2 separate regions of the Homo sapiens genome follow, and region 1 is linked to region 2. Evidence: chromatin loops called from intact Hi-C (ENCODE). Cell type or tissue: Calu3. All regions are shown on one strand.

Region 1 (5,000 bases), 58 kb before region 2:
CTAGAAGTGCACTCGCTAGTTGATTTTGGCCATGAGATATAAGCTGAGACTTTCCGGGAAAGCTTTGCTCTTTCTGATACAGGTGCCAGTCCTTTCTGCTTTCTTGCCTTTTGTTTGTTTGTTTGCAAAGCAGACAGTATGCTGAGAATGCCTCAGCCATTTTGTGATTAAATGACAACTTGAAGAAAAACTCTCACTAAAGATGGCACATCAGAAAGGTAAAAGGATCCAGGACATTAACAGCATCATAAAGAAGACAATTCAAAGACAAACTTCCCACTGCTTGTTACGTGTAAAAAATAAACCAATTTTGTTAAGCCACTGTGCACTTGTTACTGTCCCATGCAGCCGGAAGCACTCTTAATTGATGTGTCCATCTTTTCCATACCTTGCAAAAGATGTGTAAAAAAGCTTTTGCTAGATTTCAAGTCCAAACTATTTATTGTATGTTATGTTCATCCAGTTACAAAGTTTTATGGTTAATTGCCAAGAACCTAACGTATTGGCTGTACCTCATAAATAAGTTAGGTATGTGTTAGTTAAACAGTGCAGATATATTGCTAAAAACAAATTACGACTTTTCCCAAAGTCTTGGTAAGAGTCCAAGGAAAGGGAAATAGCAGTTAATATTAAGCTGAGCTCTGCTGTATCTTCTGTTTAATATGCTCAAGATACATAATTTTTAACAGATTCTGGCACATAGTGGGTAAATATTGAATAATGAGTAAAATTGTGGCAATATATCAATGGTTTTGAACAATTTCCAAAAGAATAATTTATACTCTAGATAAAAGTAGGCTGGATAAATGATAGATTCTGATGTTGCATTTCCTCAAATAAGACATCGTTGTATTTTAGAGGGTGAAGATTTTACTCTTTTAAAATTGGAAAATATTATTGTGAGTTTACTTAAAATAAAGTTTACTATAAGTCTACATACTTACTTTCATGAAATAAGACTTTTTGTGCACATCATTTAAAAAAAGGAGTTCTAGACAGAAGGTATAAATGAAAGATACTTGGACCCTGAATACTGGTTCTTCATGTAAGAAGAAAATTAATCACTTGGCAAATGTGCTTTGTGCCTTATTTCCTTATCGGAGTGTAAACTCTAAGGGTAGTGTTGTCCACCCTACATAACATTATTTGCTAGAATATTGCCATTCCCAAGTATTTAAACTTTTCTTGTCTATTGTTTTCCAGACATGATGCCACTAAAGATTAAAGAACAAATAAAGTAAGGCTTAGTGTTTCTCCTGAAAGTGCCCATGGGCTTGTGGTAGAAATAGTTCTATTTTTATCCCAAAGTGAGGAAAATCTAGTAATTGAGGTAGATAAAAATTACTTTGCAGCTGAAATATATGAGTGAAGCCTACTGAAAATAAAAGAAGCAGAAAAACATACTACTAGAAAGATAATTTAAGACATGTCTTTCAGTCTTTGATAAAACAAGTAAGCAAAGATAACTCAAGAGGCAATAGATATCTAAATAGATGATTGTTCAAATAGTTCTATAAAGGAAAATTTTATATTACATAAAGAATATCCTTTTTAAAACTGCTTATAAAAATTTCAAACATTGACCCTGCATTAGGCTATAAAGAAAATGTCAAGTAATTCCCTAAAGTGAAATGCAAAGTACATCTCTGATGACAGTGTAATTAATCTACAAATAAGAAACTATATTAACAACCAAAATGCAACCACTTAGAAATGTCTTTTCTTCAAGTAATATTGGGGCTAAGAGGAATATAAGACCTCAATTTCTAAATATTTAGATAATAATTATAAGAAGAATACTAAACATCAAAACACATGGATTGTGACTAACGTTATACTAATGGGAAAAATACAGCCTTTTAAACATTGACTAATAAATCAAAGGGAATGAATATTTTTTAAAGGTAAACATTAAATGTATAAGTGAGCATGAGATTGTAGAATTTAAAAATAGAATTTTTCTGGTTAAAGTAAAGCATGGAATACTTTTACCTAGTTTGGATTACTGGGAAAGAAGTAAGACAAAGACTCCTACCCCTAGACCCATGGATAATTTTTTTTTATGTTCCTATAATATAAAATGCCTTCTTTTAAGCTAATAAGGAAACTGAAAATAATCAAACACCTTCAAAAAACATTAATCAGTCAAAAAATGTATCCGTAAGACCAGGTTTAACTATATGCTTGCTTGATGTAATAAGAGGAAAACGTGTGTGTGTGTGTGTGTGTGTGTGTGTGTGTGTGTGTGTGTGTGATTTCCCTCCATTGAATATAGAGTGATCTCATGTTTTCAAATTATTATCACTAATTTTTTAAAAATTTTAAAAATAGGTATATAATAGTTGTACATATTTGGGAGACACATTTGATATTTTATTTATTCATGTATTTATTTGGAGGTACATATGATGATTTAATACATTCATATAATTTGTAAAGATCAAATCAATGTAATTGGGATATCCATCACTTTGTCTTTTTAATGTTAGAAACATTCAAATTATTCTTTTCTAGCTATTTTAAAATATATATAACAGATTATTGTAAACTACAGTCATCCTACTGATCTATCAAATACTAGGTCTTATTTCTTCTATCAAACTGCATATTTGTACCCATTAATCAACCTCTCTTCATCCCCACCTCTACCTTTCCAGGCCTCTGGTGACTGACGATCTATTCAGTAGTTTCATGAGATCCACTTTATAAACTCCCACATGTGAGTGAGAGCATGTGACATTTGCTTTTCTGTGCTTGGCTTATTTCATTTAAGATAGGGACATCCAGTTTCATCCATGCTGCTGCAAATGACAGGATTTCATTCCTTTTATAGCTGAATAATATTATACTGTGTATATATACCACATTTTCTTTATCCATTTATCCACTGATGGGTACTTAGTTTGATTCCATATTTTGACTATTGTGAAAGGTGCTGCAATAAACATGGGAGTGCAGACTTGTCTTTGATACACTGACTTCCTTCCTTTTGAATATATACTCAGTAGTGGAATTGCTGGGTCATATGGTACATCTATTTGTAGTTTTTTGAGAAAGCTCCCATAGTTTTCCATAGTGACTGTAATAATTTATTTTCCCACCAACACTGTGTGAGGGTTCCCTTTTCTCCACATCCTCACCACCATCCATTAGTCCCTGCCTTTTTTATAAAAGACATTTTAACTGGGGTGAAATTATATTGTATTGTGGTTTTATTTGCATTTCCCTGATGACTAATGATGTTGAACATATATTCATATACCTGTTGGCCATTTGTATGTCTTCTTTTAAGAAATGTCTATTCAGGTATTCTTCCCATTTTTAAATTGGATTTTTTTTTTTTTGCTATTGAGTTGTATGGATTTTTTTATACTCTGGTTGTTGTTAATCTCTTTCAGATGAATAGTTTTCAAGTATTTTCTCCCACTCTGCAGGTTGTCTCTTCACTCCATTGATTGTTTCCTTTTCTGTGAAGCAGCTTCTTAGCTTGATGTAATCCCATTTTTCTATTTTTGTCTTTGTTACCTGTGCTTTTCGGGTCTTACTAAAAAATTATTTGCCCAGATCAATGTCCTAGGCAGCATCCCCAAAGTTTTCTTCTAGTAGTTTTATAGACTAATTAAACTTTTTAAAATTTAAATATGGCTAGTATGCATCATCACTTTTTCTTTTGGAAAAGCATTAATAGGACATTTTTAAAGAAAAGTGCTTCTGTTACTCCCAGAAACCTAGGTATAATGTGGAATTTAGTTATATCTCATCAAAAACAAGAGAACAAACCTAGGGAAGCATAAGTGAAGAGTTCGAATAATAAAAGTGAATTAACAACTTAGAAGACTAAAAAGAAAAATATTTGATGTAGTGGCTTTGGGGGAAGAAAAAGGACAAAGCTAGAAAGATAGGAAGTAGTATTGAGAGAGTACTTTTTAAAATATTAATAAATATGAAAAGATCAAGAGAGAAAAAACATTATCTTATAACTAGATGCCAAGAAAGCATAGATAATAATTCAATACTTTTTTCCGATTTTTTAAAACATAGAAGTAAAATATTTTCTTAAAAAGATTTTTAAGACATATTTCAGGTGAACACTTAGCACCATGTTTAAGGGTAATACCTAGAAGCATGTCTATTAAAGTTAGGATAAAACATTTTTTCCCTTAGTATTATTTAATATTGTTCTGAAGAAATTATTCAAAGCAATTGAATTTCAGAATCTGCCTCAGAATATTCCTCCTCACTCCAAATACCTGTCACAATTCTCAGTGTTACCAATATTCATTCTTCTCATATGCAATGACCTTTCTGTTCACTTTACAGACCTTTGGAATACCAGCACTAAAGCACTTCCAAAACCTCAATCATTTATACTGCACCCTTTGAACAATTCCTGTGAGTCTTCCACTTCTGGCGGCTCAAGTACATCTCTTGCAGTTATAAAGAGACTAGCCAAGTTTTCTGTGAAACAATAATACACTAGGTTAGTGGACTTAGAATTATTATGCTATTCTGAGTTGTAGTTTTGTTGTTTTTATTTTTGTCACTTCTTCTACCGGTCAGCGAACCACTTTTGACCCATTCATCTATTGCAATACAACAGAAATGACGAACCTTGCAAACTTAATAAATGTACACATTAATATGCAAATACTGTGAAAACAATTTGCTAGGAATTGTACCTCTTAATTTAATGTAAACTGAGACAAGTGATCAACATAGCCCTTAAGTATATGCACAAACCTTGAGAACATTAATTTTTATTAAGAACATAATAAGGTTTCTATGAAAATCACAACCAATTTTAGAATTCAAGTTTGTAATATGTATGCAAGCAAATTAATTCCATTTATTTTTCTTCTGCTAATGCTAAGCTGCCCATGGAACCATCAGAGGCCCAAAGAACAGCAATTGTGCAAAACTGATATAGTTGTACTGACATGGAAATATATAATACATAATTTCTTTTTTAAAATGTTATAAAATAGCTTGCTTATATTATG
Region 2 (5,000 bases):
TTTCAAATTCTAACAAGGGCTTATAATTGAAATAGAAAATAAATGTTCTATTTTTTTAACCTCAAAATTTTTAAGGATCCTCCCTATTCCATCCTCATTAGCACATCTTTTTTTTTTTTTTTTTTTTTTTTTTTTTTGTGATGGAGTCTCGCTCTTTCGCCCAGGCCGGAGGGCAGTGGTGCTAACTCGGCTCACTGCAAGCTCCACCTCCTGGGTTCATTCCATTCTCCTGCTTCAGCCTCCCGCGTAGCTGGGACTACAGGTGCCTGCCACCACACCTGGCTAATTTTCTGTATTTTTTTTTTTTAGTACAGACGGGGTTTCACTGTATTAGCCAGGATGGTCTCGATCTCCTGAGCTCGTGATCCGCCCGCCTCGGCCTCCCAAAGTGCTGGGATTACAGGCATGAGCCACCGCACCAGGCCCCACATCTTGATTTAAAATACTTAGTGTTCTTCTGATTGCACTTTTATATTGGCCATGCATATTGCTTTTTCAGACCACACTCTTGGCCCTACCAGAAAAGTTACATGGAGCAAAAGTTTTAAACCATTTGTCTTCTTGGTGTTGGAAAAGAAAATAATTTTGGGGAAAAGAATAAGTAAAACTAAATTTGTGCTAAGTGCTTGAAGTTGTTTTCTTTGGTTTGTCTCCTTTCGCCTGAAGAAAGCCTACTGAAAGAATTGTGTCTTATGTCAACATAAATCTTAAAGGAGGAAGAGTATGTGACTATGACTCTTATGTCTCCAGAGATAATAAGCAGATTTGGATATTGATTCTGGATTTAGTTTTGCTTTCTCTAGTAAAATTCCTGTGTCAGCCGGTAAAATCACTCTTACATTTTAATTCTACATATCCAGGAAAGAATTAACCTATAATCAAATGAATTCTGAGTTAAATCATACTTCAAGTAATATTCAATTGGAGTTTTTGGGGAGTCCTTTTTGCTTTATATCAGAATCAATTTGGAAGTTATCACATCTAATGGTAAACTTTCAAGTGATAATGTTTGCATAAAGACATTCAGAAAATACGTATTTTCACATATTCTCCACAATTTTAGAATTAAATAGAACCTGAAGAGCCACTCAAATAAACTTTTGCCTTGAAGAAAATGAAATGAAAGCCTAGAAATATGAAGCCAAGGGTTAAAGATTACAGCAAGTGGCAAAGCTAGGGTAGATCCAATTTTCTCGCTTCCAGTTAAGAATTTTTTGCCTCTATTGCTTTGTATTTAAAATATAAGAAGGGTTATGTAAATAACTCCAACTAACATTATGCATCCAAGAGAGATCATAATGGAATTGATGCTGTTCTTTAAGGGATAGTAACAGTAATATTCTGCCACAGAACCAACAGCTGCTTTATTACAAATGACTTGTAAAGAAAGATGAGTTAATATATTAAATTGATTGTTTCTGACTATTTGATTAATTGACATGGCCTTACTTAGCAGTTAATCTAAGATTATCAAATTACTGTGACAAAGACAGAAGAAGGGAGGTTAGAGACTAAATTAAAACTCTAGTTGATATAGTGTTTGATTTACAGAGTATTTGCATTTGCTGTAGTACCAAGAAATAAGATGTTATCGCTAAATACTATTGTATTGGATGAATATGACATTATTGGCCATATTGCCTACAGAAACTAGATTGCTATCAGTATTTTGATTGATTATATACAATAATTGAAAAGCAGAATTTTATTTAGTTGCAAATGCATTTTACAACTACTTTTGAAAATTGTATATCCATTGGAAGAAATTATTATTATGGAACATGAAGAGCAGGAAAATGGGGAAGAGGGCTAAATAGTTATTGTAAGAGCTTTTCCTATAATGTTTAATTTCCCATATTATTTCCTCTGCCTGGTTTATCTCTTTGTGTCTTAATGAAACTATACTTTTCAGACTGACTTAACCATCTTTATCATTTTCTGTTTTTAATGTATTGCCACCTCCTCCTTGGTATAAAGTCAGAGACATTTTCTCATTTTTTTCTTCTGCCTTTTTTTCTTAATGAAACATTTTCCTAAACTATGAGCTAGAATGTCTTTTAAACTTTACTTAGGTGGAAGTACATTTTTCTTTACTTTTCTAGTGACCCTTAATATCATTACTTCCAGATATAAAGAATGAAAGCATACATAAGACATATAGTGAAGTCAGGGAACAAATGTCTTCATAAAAGGTGGAAAACTAACATTTTAGAGGAAATATGTAGGTTGAGTAAACAAAACATAGGTTGTCATTGCAAATTAATTTTTCATAGTAGCCTAACCCAAAACAAGGAGATCTGTCTCGTACCTCATAAGATGTTAGAAATAGTCTGGAGATATATCACAGCAAAGAAGATGGTGACCAAAGAGAAGTGACTTCTTCAGTGTCACAATAGAACTCTCACAAAATAACAAAAAATAAAATGTAGGCCTTATATCTCCCAAATCTATGTTTTCCTTCCATTATTCCAGATTTACAGTCTTTTCTTAATAACAAAAAAGACATAAATGATCTCCTGCTTTGATCTGCTTCTTGATTTTTGAAATTCTATTTAAATTTATACTTTTTAGCTGTTGCAATGCATAATGGTAGCATATTTTTGTCACTATGGTTAAATTATTCTCTCTCACTTAAAAAATTCACTATGTAAGGTGACACAGTTTCTCTTATATTTATACAGATTGCTTCAAAGCCAGCACTGGAAAGGACAAGCATTAAAATCTGGTGCTTCCTGTGACACATTACCAGAAGCAAGGTGGCTCCCAGGGCTACGCAAAAAAGAATGGGTCCAGTGAGGTCCGTTTCATTCATAATGCTGCCATCTACTGGCTTCATTGGGTTTAACACTGTCAAAGTTTTTTGCCATATGTGATCAAAATGGATTCCAAGTTCTGTAAAAAGGAAAAAAGATAAATAATATGATAACATAAATATAGAAAAATAAAAATAAGTTACACTCTTTAAAGGTTAACATATCTGATTAATTTACTTAGCATTTTAATCTGATTGTTCTATCATACCTTCTAAAGTTCTATGTTCTGTATTACACAGAAACTCAAGTTCTATGTAACATATAATAATCTTAAAAAACAAACTAAAAAATAATTTGGCTTCCAAAGAATGACTTAAAATAAATATATTAGAGAAACATTTCCATCAAGGAAAACATTCCCTGATTTATGCAGCAAATACAAGCTTTAAATCTAATTGAAAATTGGGAAGTTGGCAATATACAGTAAAAAATAAAATTGTAGCTAACAGATCAAAACTTTCATCCTATTGTCCATCTAGATATTTCCTTTTCCTGCATTTTCTGTTTCTTTTTTATTTCTTTTTCGAGGCAGGGTTTCCCTCTGTCACCCATGCTGGAGTGCAGTGGCACGATCTCAGCTCCTCCGCCTCCTGGGTTCAAGCAATCCTCCTGGCTCAGCCTCTTGAGTAGCTGAGACTATAGGCATGCACCACCACACCTGGTTAATCTTTTTTCTTCCATAGTGGCGAGGTCTCACTATGTTGCCCAGGCTGGTCTAGAGCTCCTGGGCTCCAGGGAGCCTCCTGCCTCGGCCTCCCAAAGTGCTGGGATTACAGACCTTAGCCACCACACCTGGCCCTTTTCCTGTATTTTCAATTGCTGACACTTCTGAAATCCTGTCATATTGGCCATGGCATAATTTTTCAATTAGCAGTACTATAATGAACTAATGAGACTTAGTCCAAGTCTGGGTTTTTACTTCCACTATGCCTAATGAGAAGAGCAATTTTATGCTAAATGCTTGAAACTACACAGAGGGGAAAAGGGCTCTTTCTGTAAGTAAAAGTGATCATGATGTGCATGCATATTTTTGTAAGGTCAATGTACTGTGAAGTTGAGTCTATGCATTCAAAGATTAAATTCTTGAGACGAGTTAACCTTTCTCTTTTATACATGGTAGTATTCAAATAAAATATCCAAAATCAATGAGGTTCAGTGTTCATGAGTCCAAATCCATTTAGAAACTTCTGATTTTTTTTCTCCAATTCCCATTTTTAAAATACTTCTGACTGCTGCCTCATAGGTCCTTCTGCTAGAATCTGCTTCTCTTATTACTATAAAGCAAATACTTAGCCATTTGACATCCCCTGAACATAGAAATAAATATCGATACCAGATCAGTTTCTTTTCTCACCGCTTCTGTAGAGATGAACTAAGATGTATCTAGGGTAGAGAAAGCGAATATTCAAAGAGAAGAGTATGACTTGACTATTTAGGGACCAGCAATCAAATTGGTTATCCTCCTTCTATAATTTCAGAATATCAGTAAGGGTGAGGTGGAGGCTAGGAAGAATGAAAGCTAAAATTTACTGAGTGTTTGCTATGGACTCCACAAGATTTACATACATCGGTCTTATAAATACACAATCAATCAGTTACTATTATTTTATCCCTACTTTATGCATCAGATATATAAGGCTTTGACAGATTAATTTGTCTGAAGACACAAAGCAGTAGTAGAAAACTTGGGTTTCAATGCTGCACAATCTGACTCAAGAAAGCACATGTTTAACCATAGATTTGTGGTCAGGTCAATGTTCATCTACTCTCATAATGGTTGTATTTTGTTTTTAAATGAGCCCAATTCTTCCATGTGAAGGACTGTCTTCCTAAATGTATTTATATGTGGCACTCAACCACCCTTCCAAGCTTTAGTAACCCTGTTTGGTCAGATACAGGGGTATAGCTCAACTTATTTTACAGAGGCACGTATCATCTAAATACCTTGAAAAGTTGACTTTTCTGTACACAGACTACAACATGGACTTCTAATAATCCCTATGACACAGAGGACCCTTATTCTAACAACTCAGAAACTTTCAGAGGGTCAGCTAGACACTGGTCTAAACCAAAAAATAAAGTTCTACTCATTTCATGCCCAGAATGACATCTGTTATTTTAAGCTTGAAAAAAAATTGAATGTAAATTAATAGCAAATAATTTACATTTCTGCTTCCTTGTTTCATC

Evidence for each region. Hi-C counts contacts between places; a loop is a spot of excess contacts. Peaks named below come from ENCODE experiments on the same cell type or tissue, not always from the same donor. Only the 100,000 strongest peaks of a DNase experiment are listed, where the experiment ranks them.
Region 1: it touches region 2 in a loop (10-fold over the local background); 1 of 110 quality-filtered maps calls a loop at or near these places.

What each region holds. Positions count from the first base shown.
Region 1 is chr4:44,569,068-44,574,067 of GRCh38, forward strand. No RefSeq gene overlaps it. Among named protein-coding and RNA genes, the nearest start is that of YIPF7, 80 kb to the right of the region's middle. In Calu3, no CTCF peak of the experiment used is centred here; no DNase peak of the experiment used is centred here.
Region 2 is chr4:44,626,657-44,631,656 of GRCh38, forward strand. YIPF7 (Yip1 domain family member 7) reads right to left here. Exons shown (of 6, transcript NM_182592.3): 4 at 2,747-2,892. Among named protein-coding and RNA genes, the nearest start is that of YIPF7, 22 kb to the right of the region's middle. In Calu3, no CTCF peak of the experiment used is centred here; a DNase peak (open chromatin) is centred at 2,805.